6 separate regions of the Mus musculus genome follow, and regions 1, 3, 4, 5 and 6 are each linked to region 2. Evidence: chromatin loops called from intact Hi-C (ENCODE). Cell type or tissue: left cerebral cortex. All regions are shown on one strand. Each heading gives the region's core, and the rest is flanking DNA. Links, peaks and the distances in the headings are about the cores only.

Evidence for each region. Hi-C counts contacts between places; a loop is a spot of excess contacts. Peaks named below come from ENCODE experiments on the same cell type or tissue, not always from the same donor. Only the 100,000 strongest peaks of a DNase experiment are listed, where the experiment ranks them.
Region 1: a loop joins it to region 2, with 2.7 times the contacts of the local background. A loop is called at or near these places in 5 of 42 quality-filtered maps.
Region 3: it touches region 2 in a loop (8-fold over the local background); 3 of 42 quality-filtered maps call a loop at or near these places.
Region 4: it touches region 2 in a loop (2.7-fold over the local background); 2 of 42 quality-filtered maps call a loop at or near these places.
Region 5: it touches region 2 in a loop (2.8-fold over the local background); 3 of 42 quality-filtered maps call a loop at or near these places.
Region 6: it touches region 2 in a loop (4-fold over the local background); 2 of 42 quality-filtered maps call a loop at or near these places.

The regions. Positions count from the first base shown.
Region 1 is chr8:27,675,138-27,680,252 of GRCm38, forward strand. No RefSeq gene overlaps it. Among named protein-coding and RNA genes, the nearest start is that of Gm1698, 95 kb to the left of the region's middle. In left cerebral cortex, for the core only: CTCF peaks have their summits at 2,193 (motif pointing left), 2,418 and 4,211 (motif pointing right); DNase peaks (open chromatin) are centred at 2,156, 2,718, 3,172 and 4,205.
Region 2 is chr8:29,216,977-29,222,091 of GRCm38, forward strand. It overlaps Unc5d (unc-5 netrin receptor D), which reads right to left and starts at 2,660. Exons shown (of 18, transcript NM_153135.3): 1 at 2,266-2,660. The coding sequence starts at 2,362. In left cerebral cortex, for the core only: a CTCF peak has its summit at 2,898; DNase peaks (open chromatin) are centred at 1,332, 1,724 and 2,791; H3K4me3 peaks cover 2,346 bases; H3K27ac peaks cover 1,794 bases.
Region 3 is chr8:30,921,863-30,926,977 of GRCm38, forward strand. No RefSeq gene overlaps it. Among named protein-coding and RNA genes, the nearest start is that of Gm32735, 8.9 kb to the left of the region's middle. In left cerebral cortex, for the core only: a CTCF peak has its summit at 2,059 (motif pointing left); DNase peaks (open chromatin) are centred at 1,646 and 2,065; H3K4me3 peaks cover 284 bases.
Region 4 is chr8:28,993,426-28,998,540 of GRCm38, forward strand. All of the region lies in intron 1 of Unc5d (unc-5 netrin receptor D), which reads right to left. Among named protein-coding and RNA genes, the nearest start is that of Unc5d, 220 kb to the right of the region's middle. In left cerebral cortex, for the core only: a CTCF peak has its summit at 2,998 (motif pointing right); no DNase peak of the experiment used is centred there.
Region 5 is chr8:28,145,835-28,150,949 of GRCm38, forward strand. No RefSeq gene overlaps it. Among named protein-coding and RNA genes, the nearest start is that of Gm39153, 250 kb to the left of the region's middle. In left cerebral cortex, for the core only: a CTCF peak has its summit at 2,902; DNase peaks (open chromatin) are centred at 2,948, 3,554, 3,715 and 4,297; H3K4me3 peaks cover 192 bases; H3K27ac peaks cover 989 bases.
Region 6 is chr8:28,717,833-28,722,947 of GRCm38, forward strand. Unc5d (unc-5 netrin receptor D) reads right to left here. Exons shown (of 18, transcript NM_153135.3): 11 at 1,785-2,162. Among named protein-coding and RNA genes, the nearest start is that of Gm32505, 22 kb to the left of the region's middle. In left cerebral cortex, for the core only: no CTCF peak of the experiment used is centred there; a DNase peak (open chromatin) is centred at 2,745; H3K27ac peaks cover 2,708 bases.

The sequences.
Region 1 (5,115 bases), core at 661-4,660, 1.5 Mb before region 2:
CCTTTGAGGCACATGTCTGAAGTCTTTTGAAAGCAATGAATTATGTCACAATGTCCTTTAGGGGCTTAATACTTCCCACTGCTGCAGTCATCGGTTGTTCTTGGAGTCCCAATCAGCACTGACACCCATCATCCACACACCAGGTAAATACACACAGTAGTGAAAATCTTAAAAGACAGGCTCAGGAGTCAAGGCTGGAGACGTTTGTGACTTACAGCGAAACGTGTTCCACACATGCTGGGTTCCTGGATAAGCATCTCCGTGCTGATGGAAGGTACCTCTCACTTCAGAAAAGCCACAGAACCTCAGGGTCACTTCTTAACATGTGTCTACCTTATGCCCCCCTTACATTTTTCTATTTACTGGGTGAGCTAGGGTTTCCTCTGTGGTAAGCAAGTGTTCAACTGATTCCTGGTTTCATTAGCTTTTGCTTTATACCCCTTTTCTGGTTTCCAGGAGGCTCAGTGACAGTGTCATAACTACATTTAGAAGGAATATGACATAAATCCTATTTATTTACCTTCCTGGTCTATGACAACTTAGATTTTTAAAAACACTCATCAGAGCTTCAGAGATGACACAGTGGATAACGTCCTTTCCACACTAGTGTGAGTACATAGTTTTAGATTCCCCAGAATCCACAAAAAGCTTGTAAGCCCGGGAACAGCCTGTAGCCAAATACAAGGGACTTCCAGGTCAGGGTGACTAGCAACACTGGCTAGAGCTTTTAGTGAAAGACCCTTCCTCAATAAATAGAGTGGAAAGAAAACACAGAAGACATTTCATACCAGACCTCCAAACACACATACACTCGCTTGCATGAACATTCACATGTACCCAAACACATGTAGATATCCATGGGTGTATCACATGTAAAGAACGTGTAAAAAAAAACAAAACAAACCACCACCACCAAATGTAATAAGAAAGGGTACCACTGCTCCTCCCCTGAACTCTGTTCTTTATTTATTCTAAGTGGACAGACCACAGGAAGATACTTCTTCTGTGTGAGGAATTTTAATCCTAGATCTAAACTGCTGCAGAATAATTTTGACATGACTGGTTGGTGTGACACATGGTCAAGACAAAACAAAACAAAGGCAAAAACAAAAACAAGCAAGCAAACAAACAGACAACAAAAACTAACAGCCCTGAAAAGACTGATACGATGATCAATATAATTGTGCTTAAAAGCTATATGAGAGATTTTTTCTGTTTAATTTATTGGTGTAATTAATTGGCTAATTAATTGGTGTAAGTTTGAAATATAAACCTTTGGGTAAGTTTCTTAGGCTTCCTAAATCCTTATTTTGATTTTTGTTTTGTTTTGTTTATAAATCCGTAAATAGAAGAGCATAGTTTGAAATCTCTCCTAGCATCTACATACTACAAACATACAAGACTGAGCATCCTCCCATATTCCTGAGTCTGATCCCATGCCCCAAGTAGAAGCTCTTGATAAAATGAACAAAGAGAAAGCATCAACATGTATGAGTGTTATATGGTTGAAGAAGGATCAGTTTGTTTTTGTCACACTCATCAGTCATGTCAAAAATTATTCTGTAGAAGTTCAGATCCGGGATTAAAATTCCTGACACTGACGAAGTATCTTCCTGTGGTCCATCCACTTAGAATACACACACACACACACACACACACACACACACACACACACACACACACATGCACGCACACACAAACACACGCATGCACGCATGCACACTCACGCGTGTGCTCAGCACAGAACCTCCTTTCCCACAGGTTCTGATCAGAAATTAACTAACCAGTTTGTCAGGGATGCCATGATCCCACCTATCCCTCTTTCTCTCTATCCATCTCTCACGTGTGCACTTTCTCACTGATTCACCATCCGCCGAACTGCTGAGTCTTTCCCCATTCTGTTTGCAAGCCATTGTGTTCACACTTAAGCAAGCTGAGTATGTGGACGCCTTCAGTGGACAAATTAAGGGCAAAGAAAGGTTTGCCTCTGTCACCCCAATATTTTGATTTATGATTCCTCATCAAGTGTCTGGAGCGTGGTTTCCATTTGTGGCGGTAAAAATAATGCAAAAGATAATGCATGAGGGGCTGGAGAGATGATCCTTGGTTAAAAGCATTGACTGCTCAGGACCTGGGTTTGACAAAAAGCACTGGTTACTCACAGTTCCTGAAGACCTAATGCCCTCTTCTGGCCTCCGAGGGAACAGCACACGTTATATAAAAAAATTAGTAAAAAAAAAAAAAAAAAAAAAGGGGGCTGCATGAACTTCCTTCCTTTGTCCGGTAGATGGCAGTATTTCATAGAGAATGAGCAAGGAGCCAGTGATTTGGTTTTGGTTCAGGTTTGGGTTTTATTGTTATTTTTATTTATCATTTTAATAATAAGATGTGCTAACCCCCTGTAAAGTAGAAGTGAGAAACAGAAAGTGAAAAGGTGAAGAGAGAAGGAGCCAGCCTTACAACATCCAGGGCTTCCATGATCTCTTCACCTCACCTTAAACCTGTTTTGTTTAGACTTTCTATTTATACCTTCTGGGACACACACACGCGCCCACACAGACACACGCTCTCTCTCTCTCTCTCTCTCTCTCTCTCTCACACACACACACACACACACACACAAATTACATATGTATATAATTGCCTTGCATCTATGCTAGTTTTCTGAATCTTTTCATGAGAGTGAATAATGCAATCAGTTTCTTCAGCCATCAGGCCAGCTGGTGGCTATGGGAATGGCAGGGGGAGTGCTGGGAGGGAGAAGGCAGCAGAGGGCACCCCGTGGGTAGCTCCTAAGTGGACATATTCTGGCCACGGCTGCTGTGCTATTTCTGGGTGGGGTGGGGGCCTACCCTTAAAAATCCCAAAGATACTGGTGGTACCGTTCCCATGGGCCGGCCGGGTGCTGTGAGAGCCTGCTTCTGAAATCCCAATTACAATCTTGCTTTTTTTTTTTTTTTTTTCTCAATAGGAAGTTTGGGTGAAAGAAAGCAGGTGTCATTGTAGCATGGTGATGAAGCCAGAGTTTTTTGTTTTTTTTTTGTTTTTTCTGTCATCCCATTGTGCTGTATTGTGGAGCCACCCTCATTCCTCCCACACTACCCTTTCCCACAGCCTCCTCTTGCACGCTTTGGCAGGACACATAGGGATGCATCCTTGTTCTGTCTTTGGGCTGAGAAAGGCAGAGTACTTTTTCAATTATGCCATGAAAGGACTTGAAGCTCCAGAGCCCCGGAGATACAGAATAACTTTCCCAAATTAAAATTTAGCCTCATCTACACTTCTTAAGGAAAACCCAGACAATGACCCAAGAAGGCGGCATGAGACAAGTGAAATGCCATGAAATTGCTTAACATCTTCTAAGACAGAGCATCCGTTTACTCATCAGCTCCGCTCTTTTCTCCTCTAAAGGGCAATGCTGCCCTCTTTATTGGTACTTCCAACTTTCTTATCAGCACTGCAATTTTAATTGCATTTGTGTGAAACCTGCTATTGTGTGTGTGTGTGTGTGTGTGTGTGTGTGTGTGTGTGTGTGTAGTGGGTGTGAGGGATGCCCTTCACGAAGAGCTCTTTGTATTGATAGATTTAATTTATTTTTCCATTGTGTCCTTGAAGTAAAGGTCTCAGAGATATAACTTGCAAGTGCCGTGGGGGTAAGAAGTGGTGTACAAAATCACCAGGCATTAAACTGCTCAGTCCCTGGATCATCTTCTTTCTCTGAAAGAGCGGGAAGCTGAGACCCATGCAAAGGACTTTGTTCTTCTGTCTTTAAAAGCTAAGTGGAGTTGCACACTTCGGCGCATCCAAATACATAGTAGTTTGCAAAGGGAGAAAAAAAGACAAATACCTCGGTTGGGAAAGCACCATCCAGGATTGGAAGAACGCTCGTTTGGTAAAGAAAGCTCAGTGGCCTCAGTGATTTTCAAATATCTTCCCGTCTTACTTCTAGCAAGCATTGAGCGGATGACAAGGAAGATAAAAATCAAGTCCTACCTGGCCAGGGGAGATAATGAATGGAGAAAGCAGAGCAGTTTGGTGACAAGATGTCATTTATTTGACAAGAATGCCTAGGTGTATGAAATGGTGTCCTCTGCACTGGCAGCCCCTTCCTCTCTTACTGCTACCATCTCTAATCAGCAGAGCCAAACACCCACCCCTGACAAAGCAGTGACATTGCCACTCCTGGGCCAGAGCAAGGCCTGTACTTTGGCTCTATGCCACTAGAGGTCAGTATTGACTAACTTAAAATTAATCCACACCCACCACCCTAGCATCTCCATACCCCACCCTAGTTTGTTTTAAAGAAAAAGTTGTGTTTCTTTGCACCGGAGGTTTTGTTTGTTTGTTTGTTTGTTTGTTTTTGGTGTTTTTCCCCCCTCTAGAAACCACGTATTTTTTTTTTCAGTTCCTGAGAGAAAACAGTCTTTTGAATAATGAGATTAAAAAAAAAAAAAAAAAAAAGGAACGGCTAACTCTCTTCTCCTCCACCAAGGCCCTCATGTTTCTCGTGTCCAGGAACACGTATTTGTAGTTTCGTGGAGTTGATCACTGTTTTGTTTGTTTGTTTGTTTTTGTTCTCGGCTAGGAAATGTAATGAAAGAACCCAAACAGTAAAGAAAGAAACTGAACCAAACTTGTTCCTGTCTTTCCATGTCTTTGTCCGCATCAGCTTTGCCTGCTGCAAAGGCCACTTGAAGATGGGTTAGACCCAGACACGGGAGCTATGATAGGAAGCAAGAACAGGCAGGCTGTTCTCAATACCTTTCCTCTTTTAAAAAGTGTTAGAACGAGGCCAAGTACAAAAATTCCAAAACACATAATTCAGTTTCCCAAAAAAGCCAACAGTGCAGATGTCAGGATGGTCCAGGGCTTTTGCTCTTTGTTTCCTCTATTTCTTTCTCTAGCCAGAGAACATATATCTAGAATATCTGTCTGCCTTTTATCTATCTATCTATCTATCTATCTAGCCATTAGTTATATCTATCTATATTATATCTATCATCTATCTGTCATCTTCCTATATTCATCTATCATCCATCTATTATTTATATCTATATTATGTCTATCTGTCCATCTATCCATCCATCCATCCATTCCATCCATCTATTTTCCTAC
Region 2 (5,115 bases), core at 704-4,703:
GATGGGCTACAGTTATGGATCACTGAGAGAGTACTTGCCCGGCTTATGCCAGGCGCACTGGGTCCATGTCCCCCGCCCCCAGCACCACAAAAGGAAAAGTGCTTCAAAATACAAACTATTTAACTTGCAAATACAGAAATTACCTATAGAACCAACCAACCATACACAACACAGTGAGACTACTACAGAGGGATGCTACACAAGTCCGCAGCATCCCAGGTTTAATGCACCATACCTTGCCTAAATGATAGAACGTAATACAGAGAACGTCTGTGATTTGGAAACTTCTACTGTGTGTGCCCACCTGCCCAAAGCCAGGTGCGAGAGAATGCACTGGTTTGGTAGCCGGCTTAATGCTCATTTCTTGAAGTATCTTCCAAAGCTGCTAAAGGTGAATAGAAACCATGACAAGGGAAGCATTACTCAGATTTACTGCTCCATGTGTCTTGGGCATTTTCTATGATCTGTGCAAGGCATTTGTTGTAACTAAGCCTGCAGAGTGTACAGTATGTTTTCCAGGAGACCTTTACAGAACAGCTTGCAGACAAGAGGTGCTAGCCTTCGTTCACAGCCAGCAAAACCGCATCCAAAAGGCTGCTGGCGTGTGTCCCCACCTCTTGTTTTGAGCTGGCTTAAAGACAACTCCACAAACCAGATTCTGAGGGTCAGTATCTGGAGTCAGTCATCATGAGCGATCCCATGCTGTGACTAGAAAGTAGTAACTCGGACATTTCAGGCCTCATGTAGGAGAAAGAGAGGGGCAAAGCACCGACCCCTGGCACCCCTGCTTTCCCCCTAACAGAATAGAAAACACTCAAGAGTTGCCTGAGCAGTTAGGCAGTCTCTAGTTCCCCCGTAGTATACTAAATGGCTGAAGCCCAGGCTCCTCCAACAAGAGAAAGAAACACGCCTCACTCTAACAATCACTCGTATTTAAAGCCTTTCCTTATTTTTGAAAGCCTGCTCCATTATAAAAAGAAAAGGGGAGGGTGAAAAAGTTCAGGAAATGAAATGCAAATAGGCATAGAATAGGATCATACTGCTGAAAACCTCTATCCACCCTTTTAATTCCTCTTTCCAGGCGGTATCGCTGCTCCTAACACCGTTAGCTTCTATTAAAAAAAATGAGATTATACCGGTTCTTGGCATCTTTGTCAACCCTTCCAAAGGCCTCACAGCTACTAGCGATATGTTCAAGAGACAGAACAGAAGGAGAGGTGGTTAGCCCGGTGCCACCTCTTGCTAGACAAGCGTTAGGTAAATCATTTAATGCAATTACATATTCTAAGCCGGCTGGATGGCAAGCAGCAAAGAAGAAAGGTAAAGAAGGGCAGGGAAAGGGAAGCTTCTAGATTATTTCAAAGGTAGCCACAGCACTGGGGCTGTCTGGAACTGCCTGTGATCAGCTTCAAAACAGGTCCGTGTGGTTTATCTTTAAGTTGATGCTCTGCTGGAGTGCAGCGGATCTAGAAAAAGAGTGTGTGTATGTGTGTGTGTGTGGGGGGGGGGGGGGGGGCTCCTGAGCTTATTAGAAGCAGAGAAATCTCTGCTTCTAAATTTCCCTGCTGCTCAGTAGGGCCCGCGCTTCTAAGCTGGTATAAGCACCCGATAGGGAGAGGATGCGCCGAGAGTACAGCCTCCCTCCGGCCAACTGCTTATCCGGCTGGGCACTGCAGGCGCAGTTAAACCCCAGGGTACACACTCCCCAGAGCTCTTGCCCCCTCGCAGATTCTGTAAGGCAAAACCACTGCTGGCTTAGAGCCAAGACTAGGGTCGCCCGAGGGGCTTGGTGCAGAGCGAAGTGACCAGCTTGGATGCTTCCCCCTGAAGGGGAAAAAAAGCGCAGTCTCTATTGGAACCCACGGGCATGCCTCTTTCCCTATGCACTCTCGAACATCACCGTGGGCTCCCACCCAGGGACGAGCTCGCCCAAGAAGGAAAAGTGGAGAGGACCAAGGCGAGAGAGGATATAGGGAAGACGAGTTTTCCAGTCTGCAACAATTGAGGGGCGGAGGGTGGGGAGGGAGGTTGGAAAATCTCAGCGGGTGCAAACTCAAGGGGGGGGGGGGCCCGGTCAGAGCAACCTGTAGGATTACTGCAGATAGCAAACTTGGGTTGAAAGGCAGTGGTCCCCTGGAGCTCCTCTAACACGGTTCCCACTGAGTCGGGCTACGCGCGCGGAGAGAAGCCAGAACAACTTGGGAAACCCACGCCGAAGGTGAGAGTCCCGCTCCCCTCGCGCACCGCTGTCCACCCAGCGCTTACCTCGGGCAGCCGCAGCCCCCGCCGCCCAGAAAAAGAGTCCTAGCCATGGGAGCCACCGGCGCGCCCCGCGGCTGCCGTCTGCAGCCCCTGTCCCCATGCTCCGAGCTCCTCTCAGGATTCGCTCCTCTTCCACGCCCTGGAAGTCCGCGAGGAACGACGGCAGGGAGCCAACGCCAGTAGGTTTCCCCGGAGGTGGTGGTCTGTGGCGAGTCTCTTTTTCCCCACCGCCGCTCCCTACAGCAGCGGAACAGGGATATCAGATGGGCAGCGGGACGCAGCGCGCGCCCCCATCGCCTCCTGCGGCGCCGCCCGCCGTCCCCGCTAAGCGGCCCGCAGCCCCAGCTCCGCTCCGGGTCCGGGACTACCAAACCGAGCCTGGAGACCGCATCGCTAATGAGCCCCGGGGCCGCCTCTGCTCCACCCCTCCGAGCGGCGGCCAATGAGTCACGCCGGGGCGGGGCGATGGGCGGGGCCGGGCTCGGGAGGCGCAGGTGAGTCCGCAGCCGCCGCACGTGCGGGCACCGCCTCCCCGCTGCAGAGGCCCCCGCGCGTGCGGGATTGCAGCGCGCCCGAGCCCGGCGGCCGGAGGCGAGGATGCGCGAGCGCAAGCTGTGCCGAGCAGCCCGGCCTCTTGGAGGCGAGCGCCCAGCGGCAGAATGTGGGCGTCTGGCTTGCTAACTCTGAGTGAGACAGCGGCTTCCAGGAAACCAAGGTTTCGCTCAACTTTGAGTTCCACTTTTACCCGCAGTCCTGGGGAGGACGGGACGGGCGCTAGGGAGAAAAGAGGGTGGGGGTGGGGGGTGGGGGCAATGATAAGCTTCAACTGTGCCCAAATGTGAAAACGAAGAGGGAAATGAATCGAGGGCTTCTGGGGATGTATGGGATCAAATTTTACTTTAAGGAAGCAAAACCTTTTTTTTTTTTTTTTTTTTTTTTTAATACTTGCCGCTCTGGAATCTCAAAAGTTCTCAAAACTGCTTCACATCTGACCACTTAATGTGGTTTTGTTCATTCCAATTCAGGCCCTCGAAATTGCCTTTCTAGTAAGTAAGTAAAGTTCAAAAGGAGACCTGCTCAAAGTCTTCAGAGAAGAAAGAAAGGGAACATTTGTTTAAGCACACCACCCCTCCCTTCCCAGTCCCCTTTTATTAGATGGCTTGATCTTTACCTGATCTTGGAAGGGCCTCAAAGTTGTCTCTTTACCCCATCCGCTGGAGCAGGCAACCAGCTACAGACGACAACCCCCTTCCCCAAGACCGTTGGCTTCCTGTCCAGGTCTCCACAGTCAGACCATGGCTTTCTGTCAGAAGCTTTCAAAATGTCCCCTGTACTCAGCTGGTCAGAAATCTGGGTTCTCAATACAGATGGAAAGCTTCAATTAAAAGACAGCATTGGCAAGTGATTCCTCAATGGCTACCAAGCTCACTAGCCCACACATGCACACACACAAACAACAACAACAACAAAAATCTTGTCCAAGTGCAACCTGCTCCCAAACACCTCTGTATGGAAAAAAAAAATGGTTTGAGGTGGAGAGATTGTTGTGAAGGAGGTAATCACACTAACTTACTTGCTCCCAAAGACAAAGGGGATGATAGACAAAGATTGATTACCCGATAAACAGGTAGGCCATCCCTCTCTGCAGACACCAGGCTTGTGCACGTCAGCGGAAGGAGCTGATTTTTTCCTACAGAGCTCTTGCAGCTCAATAACAAGTTTAGGTCCTGGTGGAGAAAACCAAACCCTGGGGAACAGATACTTCAAAGCAAAGACTGATGTGGGGCCTGGCCAGGGACTTGCCTGGAAATCTCTTTAGAATCTTGGTAAATGAGGGGTTTGTCCTTTCCTTCTGAGAAGGTGAATTGAGAATTAATCTACCAAATACGCCTCACCTGTCTCCCAGAAACTACTCATTCATTGCCTGCCTTCCTGTATGGCTGAAGACTATGTGACAGTCCCCTTACAAATGAGCATTTCTGTTTAAAAAGAAAGAAAGAAAAATTTAGTTATATTTTCAATATTCTATGACCATAGTTAATTCTCTTTATTGTCCCCACAGGGAGCAAAAAATAAAGTCAGTTTATTTTGGGAATCTGAAAAATAGATAAGCTAGTTTGACATTAATAATTCTAGAAAATATGATGAATGAAATGGTGGAAAAACAAAATTACCATTGAACAAATCCTAATCTTAAGGAGTGGGTCTTCATACATGTTTTTAAAGAAGACTCTACAAAGCTGATATATTATCACTATTGGTAGGTAAGGACAATGAATTTGACTTTAGAAGAAAATTGCCCAAGGCTGATGTAAGTAAATGGTTGCGGAACATCAGGAACAAGAACCATTTTCTGTAATTCTACATCCACAGAGCTAGCCATGGGCATGTCTGTCTGGTCAGCGAGGCTTATTTAATTATGGGCTGAGCAGACGCTGTACCTTCAGTGTTACCTGAAGTGTTGCACGCCCTATATTTTACACTGCATATAAATTATGCCACACACATGAATTTCATGCATGTGTATAACTTCCACTAGTTTAAATCCTGTACAGCTGTTTATTTTTGTGTAGATAACCATATCTATTTGGACAAAACAGTTGAGTGGTTATCATTCGCGATTAGGACCTCTGTCCCAGGAGCAACAGCATGCCATGCAAGAACTGGGGCTAGTGAGATGAATCATGGGTAAAAGTGAGATGAATCATGGGTAAAACTGCTTGCAGCATAAGCTTGCCACTTGAGCTTGATCCCAAGGAACCAGGAGTGAAAGGTGAGCACCGGTTCTCGAGATGGGTTCTCTAGTATCGACAAGCATGCCTTAAACACCCTTTCATGCACATACACTCACTA
Region 3 (5,115 bases), core at 511-4,510, 1.7 Mb after region 2:
CATACGGCTATAACGGAGATGCCTGGCAAAATTCATTAGTTGAAATAATAAGAGTGAGGACCGTTTAAACAGGCAGAAGACTTGGTTTATGAAGCTGTTAAGTACTATTTCATCCATTATAAACTTTTACAAAACTCAAAGATGTAATCAGGCAAAGGATATCACATATTCTTAGTGGGTTCCCTAAGGTTTGGGCTTAATAATTTGCTATTTTTGCATTCCTGACACTTAAAATATTAGTTCATTTTCCCTAGATGTCCAAAGCCTAGAAAACGTTTGGTCAGCCTATTTTACAGAGAACACCACTGAGGCACAGGAAAAGAAAGTGATAAGCCAAAGAAACTAGAGCAAAACTGACAAGAACACAGGCATCGTGCCCTAAAGGTATCGCTTCTTGAGTCAATGTAAAGTCAGATTTTTCATTTAAGAAGATAAACTAATGGAAAGTCTGGGAGAAAGCCGGTGCATTTTCTTATTACTGTGCCCTAAGCATAATATCTAGTTTGATTCTTAGGTGTCGAGTAGGGCAAATGTTGCTCTGTCAGACTTGAATATTACTTATTAACAGAAGCGTGTGTTTGAAGTTGAAAGAGAAAAAGGAGAACTCAGGGCACCGGCTCTAGCTCTCTCTAAGACCTTGAGGATGCTCTGACAACATTATTGTCTTTCTAACAACAATGCTGTGAGGAGAAGAGTAAATTATTAAGGCGAGAGGAGGGGAGGAGTAAGATAGTTTGCCTACCAAATATCTGAGAAAAACAGCTTTCAGGGGAACTCATTTGGGTTCCCAGTTTCAGAGGGTTTCATTCATGGTAGCCGAGCCTCGTGTGCTGGGACAGAACATCGCGTAAACCAGGCGAGGTGGCGCATGTCTTTAATCCCAGCACTCGGGAGGCAGAGGCAGGGGGATCTCTGAGTTCAAGAACAGCCTGGTCTACAGAGTGAGTTCCAGGACAGCCAGGGCTGCACAGAGAAACCCTGTCTCGAAAAAAACCAAAACCAAACAAACAAACAAACAAAACAAAAAGGTGGCTTTACCTCAAAGGAAGCAGGAAGCAGGGAACCGGGAACCTGAAGGAACCGAGGACCAAGTATGACCTCCAAAACATCCTACTTTCTCCAGGTGGATTCCATTCCCTACGTTCCCACCACCTGCCAAGATAATACCACCACCCAGGGACAGCACATTCAAAGGACGACCCTATAAGGGATATTTCATGTTCAAAACATAACAAGATGGAAGTTTTGAAAAGTGTTATCTGAACGTTGCCTTTCTTGCTGTTGCTCATGACATCCTTATCTCCTGAAACTTCTACCACATTCCCCAAACACCTAACCTCTGAAAGTGTTCCCCAGTCGGTCAGCAGAATCTCCCATCTCAGCACTGGGGAGACTGAGGCGGCCCTAATAACTTTAGCCTCCTATCCTCAACCAGTTATCAGAAGGCATTTCTTACCTCGTTCAGAGCTGTCAGCACCAGAAAGAAAGAAGCAAGGAAGTTAGCAATTAGCTTTCTCCCCAAAATCCCACCCAGGGTCTGTCTGCCACCTCCGATCACACAGACTCCTCTTAGCCCTGATTTTCATTACCAACCATCCTGTCTTCTGGAGACAAGACACAGAGTAGACATTCCTTCTTCCAGAATCACCGCCATCAACCTGTGATTGGCAGCAACCATGTGGAAAGGGAAAGCAGAGAGCACTGAAGGAGGCAAGCAATCTCTCGAGCAGTGCAGCTTTCAACAGAATGAGCAGATCTTAGGAGTCCAAGAACTACTGATATTAATATTTAATAAACCGTATAGAGTTAAGTCATGAAGTCGGTAAGATGGTGTGGAAGGATGCTCTCGGGTAGTGTGAACAGCGGGGCTAGGACGTTTTTTGGGTTTTGTTTTTCGGTTGGGTTTATTTTTTGTTTTGTGTTTTGTGTTTTTTGTTTTGATTTTTTTTTCTTTTTTTCCCCCCCCCTTTCCTCTCCTTTTCACCATTTTCTGTCTCAGGTATTTAGCCAGCCAAAGCACGGGGCGTCTTAGCATAGATACAACACTGCCACCTAGAGGCTGAATTGTCCTTCAGCCCTCCAGCCTCCAGGACGGAAGCCGATTCCCACGCACTGCCTTAATGAAGCTTCCTGATGGGCGCCCCAGGCCTGTTTCACCCTGCATGGGGCAGACAAGGCTTGGAGCAAGTGCTTGAAAGTCCAAGATACTATGGCAGTCTTTACTGGCTTAGCTATCCATCTGCAACAACGCTTAAGCCTAGCTTCAAAACATAAAAGACCGGATCCTAGCTGGTAACCCCCGAACTCCCCCTCCTCATCTAAATGCAAATTTCCTTGAGTTTTTCCTTCCTGTATCCTATTCTTTGCATGTTAGGATAATTCATGTAAATCTTATGCATTTTGCTTAGAGGCACCTAATTAGACAGATTAGCTCACAGACTCAATAACCTTCTCTCTTATTCTTATGAAAAGAAGGTTATGTCAGTTAGGACTTCTCGCCCTTAATAGGCATCAGGCACAGAGCACGTTTGTGCTCACAGGTCTCCGTGTGTACAGAGAACACAAACAACTGTTTTGTTATGTATATTGCTGGGTGTTTAGATTCGAGTATACACATGCCTTCTGAAGTCCCACACTGGTGCTGTGTACCAGTGCCAAGTGTAGTTCACAAATGACCAGTGAGAATGAGCATTTGATTGGCATAAGAAATGAACAAAGAAAGTAAAAGAGAGAGAGAGAAACACATATATTCCTCCCTTTGTTCTGAAAATGGATTTGGGCTCTCGTTAGCATGCTGCTACTGTGCGATGTAGACGAAGAGAAAACTTGCTTATAGGGAAAAGATAAACCAAAGATGTGATGCTAACAAGCTCTCAGATTGACAAAAAACATTGTAGGTTGCCATGGCGAGAGATCTTTTCAAAGGCATGAGGGTCCTTATCCCCAGCCTCTGAAAATCCCTCAGGTGAGCCAGCCTAAGATGGAATTAGGCAAACAGGAGAACTCAGAGCAGCAACTGGCTGACTGGCAGACGCTTTTCTTCCCTTCAAGAGCTCGCTGATTCCCAAGAGCCATCCAGATGTACATTTAGTCAAATTCTGGAGAAAGATCCCTGGAGCAGATGCCACTTTCTTCCAGGATGTAGCCACCAGTAAAGCTCGGAGGTCACAAGGTGCAAACTCAGACACCTGCCTGTGAGTGACTGAAGCCAGTGAGACAGGACTGTCGCGGATAGTCTCCAAAGAGAAGCCATTACTCAGTATAGCCAGTTACTGCCTTCAGGAAACACGGGCTTGGTATTGTTATTTTTCTTTTGAAAGCAGCCAGAAATCTAGTATGGATGTGAAATCTCCTGATTCTTATGTTGGCAGCAATGAGGGAGAGAGAGAGAGAGAGAGAGAGAGAGAGAGAGAGAGAGAGAGAGAGAGAGAGAGAGAGAGAGAGAAGGAAGGAAGAAAGAAGAGAAGAGAAGAGAAGAGAAGAGAAGAGAAGAGAAGAGAAGAGAAGAGAAGAGAAGAGAAGAGAAAAGAAGAGAAAAGAAGAGAAAAGAAGAGAAAAGAAGAGAAAAGAAGAGAAAAGAAAAGAAAAGAAAAGAAAAGAAAAGAAAAGAAAAGAAAAGAAAAGAAAAGAAAAAACACTTTTGCTGGACAAAATAAAACTTAGCCAAAAGCCTGATCTGACCTGGAAAAGCTAAGTACAACTTCTCAGTCTTGGGCCTTGAAAAAAAAAATCTATATTCAAACCACACCCAAGTCCAGCCCTCCACTGCCCATTTAGGACAAAAAGCTTCACACTTCCACGCTCGGTTTATCCGGTTTCACCTGTCTGAGTTGCTCTTTCCTCCGGCCTTTGCCTGTCAAAATCCAATATCGAGGGCCAACTCAAATGTCAATTTATTTGCAAGGTGTGCTAGAATTACTGCAGTCAACATTAATCACTGCAAGAGTGCCCTTTTTTTATCTCTGTTCTCACACTCAGAAATAAGCACTGTTTATGTGTCCCAGTTATGAGCCCTCGGTGAGGAAGGGGTCAAAATTCAACTTGTCTCTCAGTCCCATGCCGAGGACAGAGCTGGTATTGATAGTTTGGTTTGAACTCATATTGGGAAGTCACTAAGTAAGAAGCAATGCATGAAGTTTGTTGGTTAAACAACTCAAGGCACCTCAAACACAATTAATTTAATCTGAGTCTTACACCAAACATGCAGCTGATCAACGATGCCCAGCTACATCCAAAATGGTATTCTCTGTCAGACTCCAGGGTTGCAGCAACTAGATAGAAAGCTAGATTATGATGGTGCAGATGCTATCATATGACTCCCTGGAGGAAAGGCTCTCCTCTCTCTCTCTCTCTCTCTCTCCTCTCTCTCCTTATTAAGACTTCACCCTATGTATATGCTGCAGATTTGAACACAGGATTTATTTCAATAAAGTGTATGTGTAGCTTAGTTATCCACGAAGCACATCTATAATGAGTGCCTACTTTGTGTAAGGAACAGCAAATATCCTTTGGTATTTACCAGACACACTTCCCTCAGGGAGTAACAGTATAGTTGGAAATAATAATAATAATAATGTATTTACATGGAGATGAAGACCATGCACGGCACCATCAATCCGTAGGACAATGCCAGAAAGCATTTATTGAGTTCTTGTTGAGTAGAATGTCTCTGATTCTGCTCCAGGGATTTAAGGATGACATGAAGCTATGCCCACCTATGTGGAGAGCATGTATTGCACACGGCAATGCAAAGTTTACTGAGGGCTGAGAACTCACAGAACTGAGAGCACAAAAGGCTGGAGAGATGACTCTGCAGTTAGGAGTATTTGCTGCTCTTCCAAAGGACCCCTGAGTTTCATTCCCAGCACCTACATCTGGTGGCTCACGGCTGCTTGTACTTCGAGTTACAGGAATCAAAAGTCCTCTTCTGAACTATAAAGGTGCTGGCACACACATCGTACACATACAGATTTGCAGGCACACAGAGGTGGATGCACACACGCGCGCACATACACACACACACTTAAAAATAAATAGAATCCCTTGAAAAGTGAGGGGTGGGGGATGAGGTCACAGGAAGATGAAACCTAACAAGTTGTAGATGAGAACTAATGG
Region 4 (5,115 bases), core at 639-4,638, 220 kb before region 2:
TAAATCAATGGATTCAGAGAAAGCCTGTGTCTATGTTTGTGTCCCTTTGTGGCCATATTGTGGTAACTAGAAGACCATCATGTGGCTGAGTGCTTGGCAATAAGAGACATCAGAATTATCTTCTTTGTGCATGCACACACATACATACATCATACCAGTGTGCATGGTTTCCACAATGTTGAATCACACAACTATCTATCAAAAGTAATTGATTATAATGTACTAGACACAAGATCACTGCACTGTGCATGCAAGGGTTCTGTGCCCTTGATAAAGAGCTCACCATACACAGAAAGCCATTTATATTTCCTTTACAGAAGCAAAAGGAATAAACTACCATTCCTTACTGGAAGTGAGCTGCAAGGTAAGCAGTGTGAGGGCATCGCCTGAAATGTTAAGGCCTTCACAAAGCAAAGACCTGAATTAGTGATTCATGAAGAAAATTTCAAAAGCAAGGGACTTCGTTCTCCCTTTCCATGTATGAACATAAAATTGAGAGGAGGAATCAACTAAGAGAGAAGAAAGATATGAACCCTATAGACAAAGAGACTGTCAGAAACAAGTACAAGCTAAACGTAGCTCTATTCAGTAATGGGATACATTCCTAAGATCTACCCTAAGACATCGTGGTACAAGAATAAAAAACGAGTGCTTCGCTATAGGATATGTTTGCAAATCAAAACTTCCTCGTGATTATGGTTAAATTGTTAGCTTGAAAATGATTTGTGACCTCAGGCAAGTTCATTTTACCTCTTAGTGCATGTTTTTTTCACTGACAGTACTGAGCTAATATAACACACCAGTTTGTACTACTTTAATGACCAAATGTACCAAATTCATATAAAAAGGCTAAAAAATAAAGTCTGATACCCAATAACTATTTTATGAGGTTTTGCTAATATGTGAGCTAATCACTTAGTCTTCTAACTAGGTAAGTAAATTTTATAAAAGATTATTAGTCTTTTATTGAATGGCTGGTTGTTTTCAGAAAGCACTGAGCAGCACATACCTTTCAGGAAAGGCAGGTAATAAGAATACCTGTGTTATGAATCATAGAAAATAAATATTTTACTATGAGACGTGCTCCAAAACAATATTGCTTTTCTCAAATTCTAAGATAAAAAGGTCAGTCTAGGACTGGAGGGATGGATGTCCCATGTGTCCCTTGCAGCAAAAGCATGAGTGTCTGAGTTCAGATCTCTAGCACCCATGTAAAGGCTGGAGATGATGGCCTGCACCTGCAACTCCAACAATGAAGAGGCAGATATCAGGAGATTATTGGCCAGGCAGTCTAGAAGAAACAATGAACTCCAGGTTCAGAGAGAGACCAAGAGGGAGGGAGAAAGAGAAAGAGGGAGGGAGAAATAGGGGGAGGGGAGAGGGGAGTAGAGGGGGAGGGGGACCAGGGGAGAGAGAGAGAGAGAGAGAGAGAGAGAGAGAGAGAGAGAGAGAGAGAGAGAGAGAGAGAGATTGACTCTGACTCTTTGTCTTAAAACATGAGCTGTAAAACAATCCAGAAAAACAGACAACATAAACCTCTGGCCCCAACATGCTCCTACGTGGGCAAATACAATCTCACACAGTGTGTGTGTGTGTGGGGGGGGTGTGTGTGTGTTCATAACAGGTAAGTGCTCTTAGAAATGGGTTGTTCACCAATTTCCCTGTGGTTTGAAAATCAAAATGTATCCTCAAACCTCTTTCAAAACTAGGTCACATAGTCTAGTTTTTATAGCATGGGCCAGTATCACACTAAAATAGCAAATGTCCTATACTATGGCACGAAATGATTTGACTTTGGAAATATCCTAAATATCTAGACATAGTTAAACCCAGAAAAGTTCTATTTAAGAATCACAACACCAGCTAAAACTTAGGCAACAAGAAGTTCTCAGATCCATAATCACACCAGGATACTGCTATAATTCAGTTCCTCAATACCTGGTGAAAGTTCCAGAATAACTAAAAGTAATAAATTTCATAAGGAAAAGACTGATATTAGCTAATGTGGACAGATGGGAAACTGCGGAGAAGGAAGGTAAGCAGGGTTGTATTCTGTAAGGACAGAGAAGGAAAAAAAATCACGAAAACAAGTCTGGAGTTGTGTCGTACAACCAAAGGCCACATCTTAGCCAGTAGACCATCTTTGTCAATGCAAGAGACCAACTCATTCATAGAAGAGAGTCTCTTGAAGAAATGCAAACATATTAAAATAATATGTGAAAACCAAGGCCTGCAGCCAAGGTTAGCAGGATAGAAGAAAGACTACAATCACTTTATGGAGTATCTTGTTTGGTTGGATGGTTGGTTGGTTTTGTTATTAAAATATATAATGGAGTACCCGAAACAAGCAAAACTGACAAAATGCTGGTATTAAATCATTCGAGTTTCCCAAATAAAGTTATAAGATCCTAACTTAAGAGGCTATATGAGAACAGGAAGAAAGCATGCATTGCTTACTGATTTATCCAAATTTACACAAAATAAATTCTTTTCAGTGAACGAACACCAAATATGGAAGACTCAAGATGCTCTGAGCTCACGCATCATGGTACAGACAGCCTGAGAGGTTCCAATCATTTGTTGTTTTTAAAAAAAATTGTGAATCATTCCATTTGTTTCCATCTCAAGCGATATCCCCATTCCCAGTTACCCCTCCATCACCCCTGAGTTCTTTCTGCCCTCTCCCCTCTCACCTGAGTTCTGTACTGGGTCATAAGTGTATAGTTATGGTGGCACAAAAAAAGGTAGCTAGAAAGAATACCAGAGGACCTGTCTAAGGCAAGAGACAAAATGGGATTATAAAGGCAAGGCTTAATAAAGGAAATTTGAGCAGTTCAATCAAGTACACACCAACTTGGAAGATAACAGCCTATGGCTTTATCTGAACCCTGTATTGAACAGGAGAAAGGCTCTTGGGTACCACTGAAGTATGCTGAGGGAAGGGAAGGTGAAGGGAAGCAGAGAGTTAGGCTTCTAATTACTCCCAGCTGCTCTGCAGCTGCTGCCCACCAGGAGGCACTAACCTAAAGTGTCAGTGACTTCAAGGAAGTTGATAACAGTGTTACCTATGTAGGAAAGTGATTATAATAGAGGCCAGTATTGTGTATGTTCCTATGATTATAGGAAGTTACGGTCATTCATCCTCTCTGTGGTTATATTTACCATCAACAGCTTTCAAAGCAACTGGAGTAAGTCTTTTTAAACATTTTTTGCAAGTCTTTTTAAAATAGTTTCCTCAAACAATCATATATATGTTATTAATTATTTCATTTACATCCCAAACTTTGCCCTCTGTTCCCCTCCATCTGCCCTCCCCTTCCCCTCAGAGAGTGTGCTTCCCCCAGTATCAGTTTCTACACAATTAGGTGCATCCTTCCCACTGAGGCCAGGCAAGGCAGTTCTGGTCTGAGGCCCCCAACACATGTGGGGTCTCAGACCAGCCTGTGTATGTTCTTTGGTTGGAGGCTTATTCTCTGGGAGTTCCCAGGGGTCCAAGTTAGTTGATAGTATTGATCTTCCTGTGGGATTGTCATCCCCTTCAGTACCTTCAATCCTTCCCCAAGCTCAGTCCAAGGCTGGGCTGTCAGTATCTGCATCTCTCTCAGTCAGCTGCTGGTAGAGCCTCTTAGGGCACAGCCATCATAGGCTCCTGTCTGCAAGCACAACATAGGGTTAATAATAATGTAAGAGTTTGGTGCCCACCCATTGGATGGATCCCAAGGAGGGCTCATCGCTGGACAGCCATTCTTCCAGTCTCTGCTTCATTTTTTGTCCCTGCATTTCTTTTAGACAGGAGCAATTTCACATACTCTTACCTAGCATGTCTCAAGCTCTTTAAATTTCTTAGTAATAAGAAATCAACACACTGGAATCCCATACTCTATTGGTCAAAAACTTTGTGTATTAACAATTAGTCTGGAGTCGTTGTTTGTTTTTGTTGTTTTTGTTTGTTCTTTCTCTGTATAGCCCAGGCTGTCCTGGAACTCACTCTGTAGACCAGGCTGGCCTTGAACTCAGAAATCCACTTGCCTCTGCCTCCCATGTGCTGGGATTAAAGGTGTGTGCCACCACTGCCTGGCTTAGTCTGGACTCTTTAATGGTGACATATAGTGTTGGTGACCAGAGTCACTAGAATTCTGAAGCCAACAGCTTTACCCATCCCCTTTCTTTTTAAATGTAAATTTTAACTTATGGCCACCATGATCCTTAAAACACATTGTTTTCTAATAGATGACAAATGATTTTGCTACTATAGGTCAAAAATTGTGCTGGAAGCAAAGGGGGAAGTAGAAGGTTAGAAGGCTCAGAAAATTTTGCAGGAGATAGAAACACCAAGGGATGTTGTCAAGGAAAATTTTAGATCTTTCAGTGAGGTAGGGTGGGATGTTTTACTTCATGGTAGAGCAATCCTTCTTCTATTTCCCATGTAATGGATCCTCAATAGAAATGCAGCAGGCAGTGGCAACAGAAAACAAGGGGAAGGAGGACAGTGCTAGATTTTTCTAATCTCTCCACCATTAAAAGGCTGGGAGGATGCATATAAATGGCTTAGGGTAATTTTTCCTGACCTGTAATCTGTCTTTCATGGAGATCCACAAGTCAGTCCACCAAAACCATGGACGACTGTAATATGACCTGGTAATTTACAGGCCGTTTTGCTTATGAGGCACATATTTAAGGACTTCAAATGTCATTTCAGTTTGAGCATATCTCCTAGAAAAGTCAACCTCCCCACCCTTTGAAAGAAGAGATAATAGACAAGGTCAATTTTAATGACTCAAAGGACAGAAAGATAATGCATATCAATAGAGAGACAGGAACATTAACTCTGGCCTGGTGCTCACCAGAGACAATGCCTTTGATGACCTGGTGATAATTTAGTGATAAGAAGCTCTCAGGTGGAGCTGCAGCTCTCATGCTAGCTAGAGGTTTGCTCTTGAACAACAATGCCCCCTGCAACTGTCTCATTCTTCATATGAAAACATAGACATGTGATGGATACACTTTTAATGGACTTCAATTCAATGGGCACCTAGTAGGTATTTATAGATTTGGTAATAAGCATTTACTATGTATTTAAGACCACTAAATAGCCTTTCTAGTTCTTTGCAGTGT
Region 5 (5,115 bases), core at 614-4,613, 1.1 Mb before region 2:
CTTACTGGCTTGCTTCCCCTGGCTTGCTCAGCCTGCTCTCTTATAGAACCCAAGACTATCAGCCCAGAGATGGTCCCACCCACAAGGGGCCTTTCCCCCTTGATCACTAATTGAGAAAATGCCTTACAGCTGGATCTCATGGAGGCATTTCCTCAACTGAAGCTCCTTTCTCTGTGATAACTCCAGCTGTGTCAAGCTGACACACAAACCAGTCAGTACAGTCATCATTGTGGCATTACCTCTTATTCTTTATAAACCATACAAATCTGACTAAGCTCTTCATGGCCAATGTCTACCCACCTATTTTTAGAATAAAAATGATTGGCAAGATTGGATAAGACGATTTACAAATACAGCTCTAATGACTTCAGTGGAAACTTGACTGGTGACCAAGTCTATTATAATGATTATTAAAATTCCGACATGGAGTCATCATCATGATCAGTTCACCCAGAAACACATTTTCTGAGCATCTGTTGTGTACAGTGCACATAACTTAGTGCTCTGAATGTTCCAGTGATAAACAAGCCCCGGTGCTCCTCACTTTGAAGTTTACAGTGCAAAGCTGACACCTTCCATTAACTAGCCAATAAAAAATGCTGAGAAAATTCTGGCTGAATAGAATAAAGACCATGATGAAGAGATAAGCAATTTGCTTTGGCTAGAAAGAGAAAGGGGTGGTTAATTATGTCAGTGGAATCTCATAGATGGTCTGCAAGGGCATTAGGAGAAAATAATTATTAAAGTAGAAAGGATGGAAGAAGGCATAGGAACAGCCTGAACATACACTGTCTTCTGGAAATTCATTATGGAATTTATCTTCACTGGAGTTGCTATAATGATGTCAAGTGATCAAAACAATGAATTATAAAGACATAAGCTTATTTCACTTTTTTTATTCGGTTTCAATTTTGAGGTAGCATTAATCATGGCAGAAAAAGCAAAGCTGCCCATAAGGAACGAAAGGTACCTTATCAGTTACAAAGTTTAAACTTGTGGAAAATTTTAAATTTGTGCTAAGAGGAATTTCTTGGAGCCACAAACCGGACTGCGCCCAATCCCTTGCAAGTCAAGTCAATAGCATGACGTGACAGACCAATCTGTGCTATCTGTGACATAGAAGCCTGCTCACCACAGTGGCTTCCTCTCAGTCATTTCCCATACAACCGTTGTCTTTCCAATTCACAGGCTCCTATGCCGTAGATGTTCTGCTGTGGATTTCATCCATCTGTCTTGAAGGAGTGTCTGCTTTTTTTTTCGTTATTTCCCCTCTTCCCTTCACACCTGTCTATTTGTTGACCTTAAAAATTGTCTCTTTGGGAGGATTCCAGATACCCCTTTGTGGAATAAGTATGCTAAGCAACACCTGCCTAGATTATCCAGGTGCTAAAAGGTAGGGTGGCTTTTGTAATGCTTAGTTTATTGGTATGAATTGCCCTCCAGGCTGTGTAATCCTTCTAGCTCAGGTCTGTCTGTTATTGTTATTATTTGCTGAGTGGTATGGAAATAGTAAGCACATCGCTCCTACTCCTCACTCTGTGCTTCGCTCACAACAGACCACAATAATCCACCCCATTACTCCATACTGAGCCTTTTCTCAAAATCCTTCTCATCCTCATTCTCCAGGAGGAGGTTGTCAATCATTCAGCAGTGGCACACAAATCCTTGTGTCATTTGCCATTAATAGGTTCTAAATCCTCAATGAATAATGAATGGAACAAGGATCGTCTCTTGTTTCCCCCATGCCACACAGGAAGCTAGTGTAATTGGTGTGTGCTAAGGTCTGGCCATCTTGCTGAAACGCCTGGATAGCAGTTGATATAGTTCCTGTAGGAAATCTATAGTGCCTCATTTACGCCAGCTGTGAACACATTCAGAAGAGTTCTGGTATGTGTCTAGCTGGATTGTTAGCTCCTTTTGAACTTTAGCTATTTGACTCCTAATTATAGGTTCTAATTTTCTTACAAACATATTAACTTGTTTGCCATAAGTTTCTCTGAGTATTGTCATGCATGTCTTTAGTGCCAAGACTGGAGAGGCTGCAGCATATAGATCTCTGTGAGACTCTGCCAAGCCAGGGCTACATGGTGAGACCCTGACTCAAAGAAACAGCGAATAAAACAGGTCAGTTTCTAGCCTGATGGTTTCTATACCTGAAGATGCTAAGTCAGTCATCAGCCACCACCCCGTCCTGTGGCCTCCCTAACTAGTTGATCACATGTAGACACAGATGGGTCAGCTCAGTGTCAAAGACATAAAGAGGATGGCAGAGCTGACCATGCAGAATATGTAGATGCAGATCTGTTGAACGCAAGTCGCAGCATCATTTGAACTATTGGGTGGGGTGGGTTCATTCCTCTCTGTTTTCCAATCACACTTCCTACCGAGTTTTCTATGACTGCCCCCTACGAAGTCACAAATGGCAGTGGCTCCTTTCACTACACACACTCCATTCTACTGGACTATGTCCCCTCTTTACTTAACCCTTCATCAACACTTCACGTGTAATTTTCCATTCATGACACTGTATATGTCCCCAATATAATCTCTATCTGCTTGTCACTTATCATTTCTATGTGCTCCTTGTCACATCTAATGTCATCCTTCATCCCATATGTTGATGATCTGTCCTGCCACAGATGATAGCTCACTGTGAGTGCTGCAATCAGAACCAAATCTAAGAAATAACTAGCCCCAGAATATAAGCTATAAGAAGTAAGGGGGTTAAATTAGCCCAGAAACTCTACTTTCCAGTCACCACTTCCCATTTCTAGTGAGCTAAGGCAGAGATATGAAAATTTCCTGACATAGGATGGTATGTCTGAGATAATGGGACAGAAAAAAAAAATTGTATACTGCCAAGAGGAAAGCATTCATACGTTCATTCTCCAGCAGGTGTCTCTTCAGGCTCAGTCATTTCTAGCTGCTGGAAAAGGCCAGCCCCAAGGAGGAAGAGCTCAATGCAGAGGAAATCTCCCTGCTGTCAGCAAGGCTGGCCTTGTTATATACCAGAGCAGGGAAGACAGACACAGCTTCAAAAGCACTCTTCACTGCATGCAAAATGAACACAGTCTAAGCAAACGAATGCCTTTTGGAAACCACGACTCATGAATGATAATCATCAGATTTCTGGTTTTCTCTTAAATTTTCATTTCCATCTCAAGCTAAAACAGATCTCTGTGTGCATTCTCCCGGCTGCTTTGGCACACAGGTGTGTACTGCTACCGTTTGTCGTTGTGACAGAATAGCTGACTGAAGCAACTTAAGGGAGGAAAGGCATTTCATTCACAATCTCACGAGCTATCAGTCCATCCTACGGAAGCTGGCACGGTAGCTGGGGTGGCTCTATCCATGGCAGTGGAAGCTTGTCCCCTGACCTGTTCACATTCTGGTGGGTCAGAAATCAGAGTCCAGATAGCACCAGGAGCGGGTGTAACACTCAAGACCCACTGCCAGGGTACCCACTCCTGCAATCTCAGCCACACGGTACCATAAACCATTGAAACAGTGCCAGCAGTCGGACACTAACAGTTCAACCACGTGTGCTGAATGACTCATGGGGAATACTTCAGGCTCAAACGCACTGGGGTGTCTAATTGGGGTAGTCTCTTTGAACCCATGATTTGGAGCCACTTAGAGTAAACCACAGTCTAGAGTACTGAATAAAACGTGTCCAGAAGAAAACGACTCATACATTTTAAACTGAAAGCGATTCTGAAGAGCATGGTGAAATTTCACTCAGGATATGAGTCATCTCCTTGTGATGTCTACAGCTATAAACTCATGGTAAGCAGTTTCTTGCTATCACCTTGGCTATCAGATCCACTATTGCTGTATCACAGAGCTTCTGTGGAAAGGACCCTTATTTTGCTTAATAATGGCCCCAAAGTGCCAGAGGGATGCAGGGAACAAAGTACTTCTTTTTAAAGTGTTAAAGTAACAGTTCACCTAACAAGAGATTTGTCTCAGGTGGATAAATATAATATTGATGCTCACCTTTTACAGTGTGTAATTTATGAATTAAGTCTTATCACAACTATGTTTCTATATGGGAAACCAACATATTCTATAGTGAGGTTTTAGGTATCTACTGGGAAATGTGGAGAATCTTTGTGACAAGGGAGAGGTATCATATTCTTAGATATTTGTCAAGGAGCAGTCCTGGCCTGGACAAAGGTTCTGAGAGAAGGGGTCTCTGAGAATGGCAAAAAGAATGATTGGAAGTCAAATCCTGGATTCAAGCTGACAACTTGTGTCCCGCTTGATACAGCTTTTCCAGTCTGCTTCTCTGTATGTTCTGCTTTCTCTATGGAGGTCTCTCTGACTATATTCTGCTTGCTTGCTATTCCAAGAGATCTCTCTATCCATGTCCTGCTTGCTTGTATTTGTGCGTGCGTGCATGTGTGTGAATCTGTGTGTCTGTGTCTGTCTGCTTGTGTTTGGTCTGTGTGTCTGTGTTTCTGTCTCTGTCAGTTCTACAACAGCTCTCTCTTTTTATCCTAAAAAATTCTCTGGATAGCTCATCTGCAGAACACAGATCGAGCCTATATTTTACACATCAATCCAGTTATTTACTTCAGTTTTCCTTTTGATTATCTTATGAATCAACATCTTGTGACCCCCCCCCCCCAACCCTTTGATTCTCAGGAGACAGAAAGCATATGTTTTTTCTTAATATTGTAAAAAAAAAAAAAAATTCAGAGATCTGTCTGCATTTGTTAAGCACAAAGGGTAAACTAGTTGTGTGGGACCCTGACCTGAAATACCATTCCTATAACACCTGGGCTTAACCTTGCTGTGCTCTAGTCTGACCTTGAACTCAGGAATCTGCTTGCCTTTATGTCTTCCTGACAAGCTGGCTCATATAGTCTAGCTGCTTTTGTTCCTTTAGATTCCTGAAACCCCTCATAATTCATATTTCATCCTTATATTTTGTATAGTTGAGAAATTATATATTTTTGAACTCATGTTTTGAGCTCTTTCCCTAGCCTTGAGGGTTGTCCTGCAGGTCCTGCATTTACCATTTTTTGGAGATATAACCACAGCCCGACTTCTGCTGTTTCTAATTCTCATGGATCCATTAATGTTAACAGGGAGGACATTCCTCAGAGGATG
Region 6 (5,115 bases), core at 786-4,785, 500 kb before region 2:
TCTGTGGCGTGCTTTCTGGACACTTCAGTTCCCCAGGGCATAGTTTGCATTCATGCCCTACAAAGACCAAGGAGCTTGTTTCAATACCTCATACTTCTTTTTCCTAAAACTCATTTGAAATGTGCAGCTTCAATCTTGCCCAGTGGTTCTTGTCAGGAGACTTAAAAACATCCCATTTATGGTGAAACTGGGTGGGGATCGCCAACAAGCTATCAGAGTTTTAGTTTTCAACAAGGATGTCTCTCAAGAGAGATACGAGGGGAAAGAAATATTTCTCATTCATCCAGGTTTCATTTCCATGTTTTCTTTGATGAAAATTAAGCAAATATGGGCAATGAATAGTTTGCTCTTGACACTAGTTCAATATGTAAACACAAACACATATGAACCCTGTACACATAAGGATGGGAACATGCGTGAGGAGCTTTGATAAAGGCATAGTAGTAACTCACTGGCTTCATGTGACTCTGATTTCACATCCTAGTCTTTGGTAAAACAAGGGATGCATGTTCCGTTTTTATATGTTTTACAAATTCATGTGATAAATATGGCTGACTGCTTCTTTCTAAAAGAAGAGTCCTATTGGTCAGTTATGCCCTAGTGAGACAAGTTAGACTGTCATCATACACTGTCACTCATATGGGACACTTAAACTAATGGGAAATAAGAATCCCAGCATGCCCTAAAACACTGGCAAGGTAGGTTGGGGAACATCATCATTTCTAGAGACGTAACTTAGGCTATTTTCCAGAAGTAAGTTATATTTTGAAACTGGGTGTGAGAGTACACAACTAATTTGGGATAGAATGAGGTTAAAATTATGAAGTGAAGAGAAAGTTCAGTTTCAAGTCTAAGCTACTAGATAGGTAAGGTAGCTGCAGTCATAGTCTAAGACCAATCCTGTCACAGATTTCATTTTATGGGATAAAATCCTGATCATCTCTCCTCATTGAGCACTCGCTTGATACTCAGTTTCTAAGAGCATGGCTAGATCTAATGTTCCTGGCCCTCTCTGCTTTCGATATCTGCCATGGAACTCACCTGCCTCCCACGGCTTAGGACTAAGAGGAGAAAGCAATCTCATTTCCCTCTACTCTGGCTTCAGGCAACAACCGTGAAGATCAAGCGACAGCTAGGGATGACATTTTTAAAGTAACCTGTGCCAGGGATCAGAAATATCCACCTACAAATATCCAGAGAAATCTCCTCTCTTAAAACCCAAAAAAGGGAAACACATACTTTGAAATGGGTTGTGCGTGTGGCATAGCTCTAGAACTAATGTTTGAACTTTAAAGAGCAACAATGCAATGATTCATCGTCATTGCTTGCCAAGAACCAATGTAATAATCACTTAAAAATAGTCAAAATAATTATCGAGGGCCCAAGAAATGTGACTGTCCGTGCCCTAAATTATTTGTCAGTGCAAACATGTGCTTTGGCTAAATATGGTACTTGTCAGTTGTAGAAAAGAACTGTGTTCTTTTCCTCCTTACCATGCCCTAGGTGACATATTCCAGTGGGTCTCAAAACCAGGAGCCTCTCCATACCACCTGATAGGTATAATGCTAAAAGATGGCGATCAGCAGCATCAACGTGGTCTTCTGTCCTGCTGGCAGGCAGAGAGATGGCTCTGCTCTATTTCAGCTGCACATCTGGGCTCCTGGGCACACAAAGTGCAGCCCCAGCCTTCGCTGATCACTTCCAAATGAATCTGATTATTGCATACTTATAAAAAGATATTTACACAAGTGAGGAAAATATGCAAACACACACTTACCACCCACCTGTATTTGGCATTACTAAGCGTCCCCCTAAATGGCCAAAGACACCAGTTGTCCTCAGCTCTGTCCTTGTCGGCAGTGATGACAGATTTTGGATGTACGGCGTTTTGTTTCTGGGATGTATTGTACTGAATCCGCGGTTGTTTCCATGGGGGAAAGTCCCCGAGTGATTCTTGCCATGGTACTCCGCTCTCTCAGACACTCCCAGGGAAACCATAAATGAGCTCTGGACTTTGACTTTGATGTCAGATAAAGGATTGAAGAGTGAGGACTCTGTCATGAGCTCCTTGTCGAGCGGATCCTGCAGACAGATGGGCCCGCTGTATGTCCGGCTCACAGTCAGATCTGGCTGCATGGCAGGATTCAGTAGTAGAGAATTTCCTAGTAAGAAAAAAAGATGATCTGTCACTCAGACACTAAAAGACACCTCCATCACTCTTTTTGCAGTTGCCTCTATTAAAAGGAGAACATCTTGTATTGGCGTTGGATGTACTGATTGGTATTAGCTTCCCCTGCTAACCTAGGTGGAACCATGCCAGTGGCTGGGAATGGGGACCTCTGACCTTCCAGGTCAGTTTCTGAATATCATGCCCTCACTGCCCTCACATCTAACACTCTTGACATGCCTCCTTTTCAAGACAAACATGTCTGACACTGGATTAGGGCCACTTGCCTCAGGTAGTGTTTGTGTGATTATCTTAACTGGCAAAGAAAAGTTAAAAAAGAAAAGGAAAGGAAAAAAAAAAAAAACAAAAACCAGAAAGATGTTTTGCAACCCAGTTAGGAGCAAAATAACATCTGTTCCTTTTAAATAGCAAGAGATGCTACCGTGTAGTGACTCTTGGTGCTGCAGACAAGAGCCCACAGAGGAGGTGGAAAATTCCTTGTAAAATTCTAAGCAGCTCCTGGAGCCGGGGGAGCAAGCATGCTTTGGAGCAAATAGTTCAGGGGACTTATGAATCACTCTAAGTCTGAGGGGCCAATGTACTTGAACATCACAGATGTCACTCTGTGAGGGAAAGAATGCTGCAGCAGAGAGTGGCTTGGATTGCAAGTGGGAGCATCTCAGAAAGGAGGTACCTTGCTGGTTTAAAAAAAAATGAACAAAACAGTCTTCACACAACACAGCAGAAATTGGACAGTGCTCTAGTCATCTGCTGGGCTCACCATTTTTTTTCCAAGCCAGATATTAAAAAGGCTGTGATATTTTTCTCGTGATGAAGTAATCGCATTTATTAGTAAATAACAGAATAACCCTCACTCCCCAGCCTCCCACCCTTACCAGTTCGTCAATATGACAGCTCAAGTAGAAACCCAAATCATATTAAGCAATATTCTTTTGGGACCTGACCAAAAAAAACATGTTTTAAATGTGGTATTTTTGAAAATGCTTCAATTCTAGGTTGTATTGTATTAGTCTCTATTGTTTGTCTATTTTCCCAATTTGTAACAGTGCCATGAGGGGAGCCATCACTGTGGATTTTCTCACCCCTTGTTGGGATAGGCTAAGAATCAAGAATCACAGAGAAAATACACAAAAAGATAATGCAACTATAATGGCCCTTTGATGTTGCCCCTTTTCCATCTAGGGGCTGTTGTGCTAAGATGCAGCCACCATCAAGCAGTCTTTTTTAACAGGACCACACAGAGTTCAATAGATGATAACCTTGCTCCTGTCTGTGGTCTTCCACAGGAAAAAAGGAGGACTAAAGAACACAGCACATTTGAAAACAGTTTGAAATAGCAGTTTCCATGGAGACTTCAAAAACTCATATCTTAATTTTTGGCTACTTTTGAAAGACTTGCTTAGCATATGGGGGAAAATATTTCTGATACTTAGCACAGACATGGAAAATACCCAGATGCACACACACACACACACACACATACACACACACACACACACACACACACACACACACACACACAGAGAGAGAGAGAGAGAGAGAGAGAGACAGAGACAGAGACAGAGACAGAGACAGAGACAGAGACAGAGACAGAGACAGAGACAGAGACAGAGACAGACAGACAGACAGACAGAGAGCTAGACAGAGAGACAGGGAGATAGAGAAAGAGACAGACAGAAACAGAGAGCCAAAGGTAGAGAGAGACAGAGAAATTAAAAGAGAGACAGAGACAGACAGAGGAGGGAGAAAAAGAGAGAGGGACAGACAGACAGAAAACAAAAAGGAAAAACACACAAAGAGACAGAAACAGAGGCAGAACAGAGATGACAGGGAGAAAGTCAGAGACAGAGAAAATATACACACACATGAGGGGAGAGAGGGAAGAGAGAAGAGAGAGTGGAGATAGACAGACAGACAGACATAGAAAAGCACACAGGGAAAGCACACACATATACACACTCAAATGTATAAGTCTATAGTTGAAAGTGTTGGTTGCCAACCTGACCGAAGCCTGATTAAGGCCAGCTATTCTTCCTGCTGTCTTGTTACCCCTCCCTTCTCTTTAAAAAACAATTTTCCTCATTTAACCTAAGCATTGTATTCTTTCCATATGCCTGACTTTTTATCTTTCTTCCATCCCTCCCTTCTATCTTCTTATCTATTGAACCCAAGGGCTTTACACTTGTGGAACAAGTCGTCTACATCTACCATACCCAAGATGATTTCGATGGTTAGTTTTAATTTAACTGTCAACTTGGCTCAGCGTGAATCTCCTGGCATAAGGGATTATCAAAATCAGATTGGCCTTCCATCACGTCTGTGGAGAATTGTCTTGGTTATATTAAGTGATATGGGAAGAAGCTGCCTTCTAAAGCAACATCGTTCCCTGGGTGTTGAACTATGTACAAGCAGAGAATGTGAGCTGAGAACAAGTAAAAGCATAAGCATTCATTTTCTCTGATATAGACCGTGATGCCTGTGGCTAGCTGCTTCAAATATCAACCTTGACTTCCCAGCAATGATGGGCTACCATCTGCAATTGTAAACCAAATAAACTATCTTTCCCTTAACTTTCTCTTGGGGGGGGTATTTAATTACAATTTCATTACAGAAAGAAAACTAGGACAAAATTCTGCTTAACATTCTTGCTGTTCCCCTTCTTGGGGTACCGGACATGTTGTTCATCAAGCTATCACCTTGAAGACAGTGGAGGTCAAAGTCACAGTCTATAAAAATGAGATTCATTGGCAATGGATATGGGGATGGTAGCAGTTAACAAAAGAGTTTTTGTCTTCTATCCTGAGATTTATGAGATTCTTAGCCAAAAATAAACAGAATGGTCAGACGATCTGATAAGATGATTTCTTTTTAGAGATTCGCAATATACTGATGTTCTGAATCACTCCTCCATGAGGACATTGGCCAAT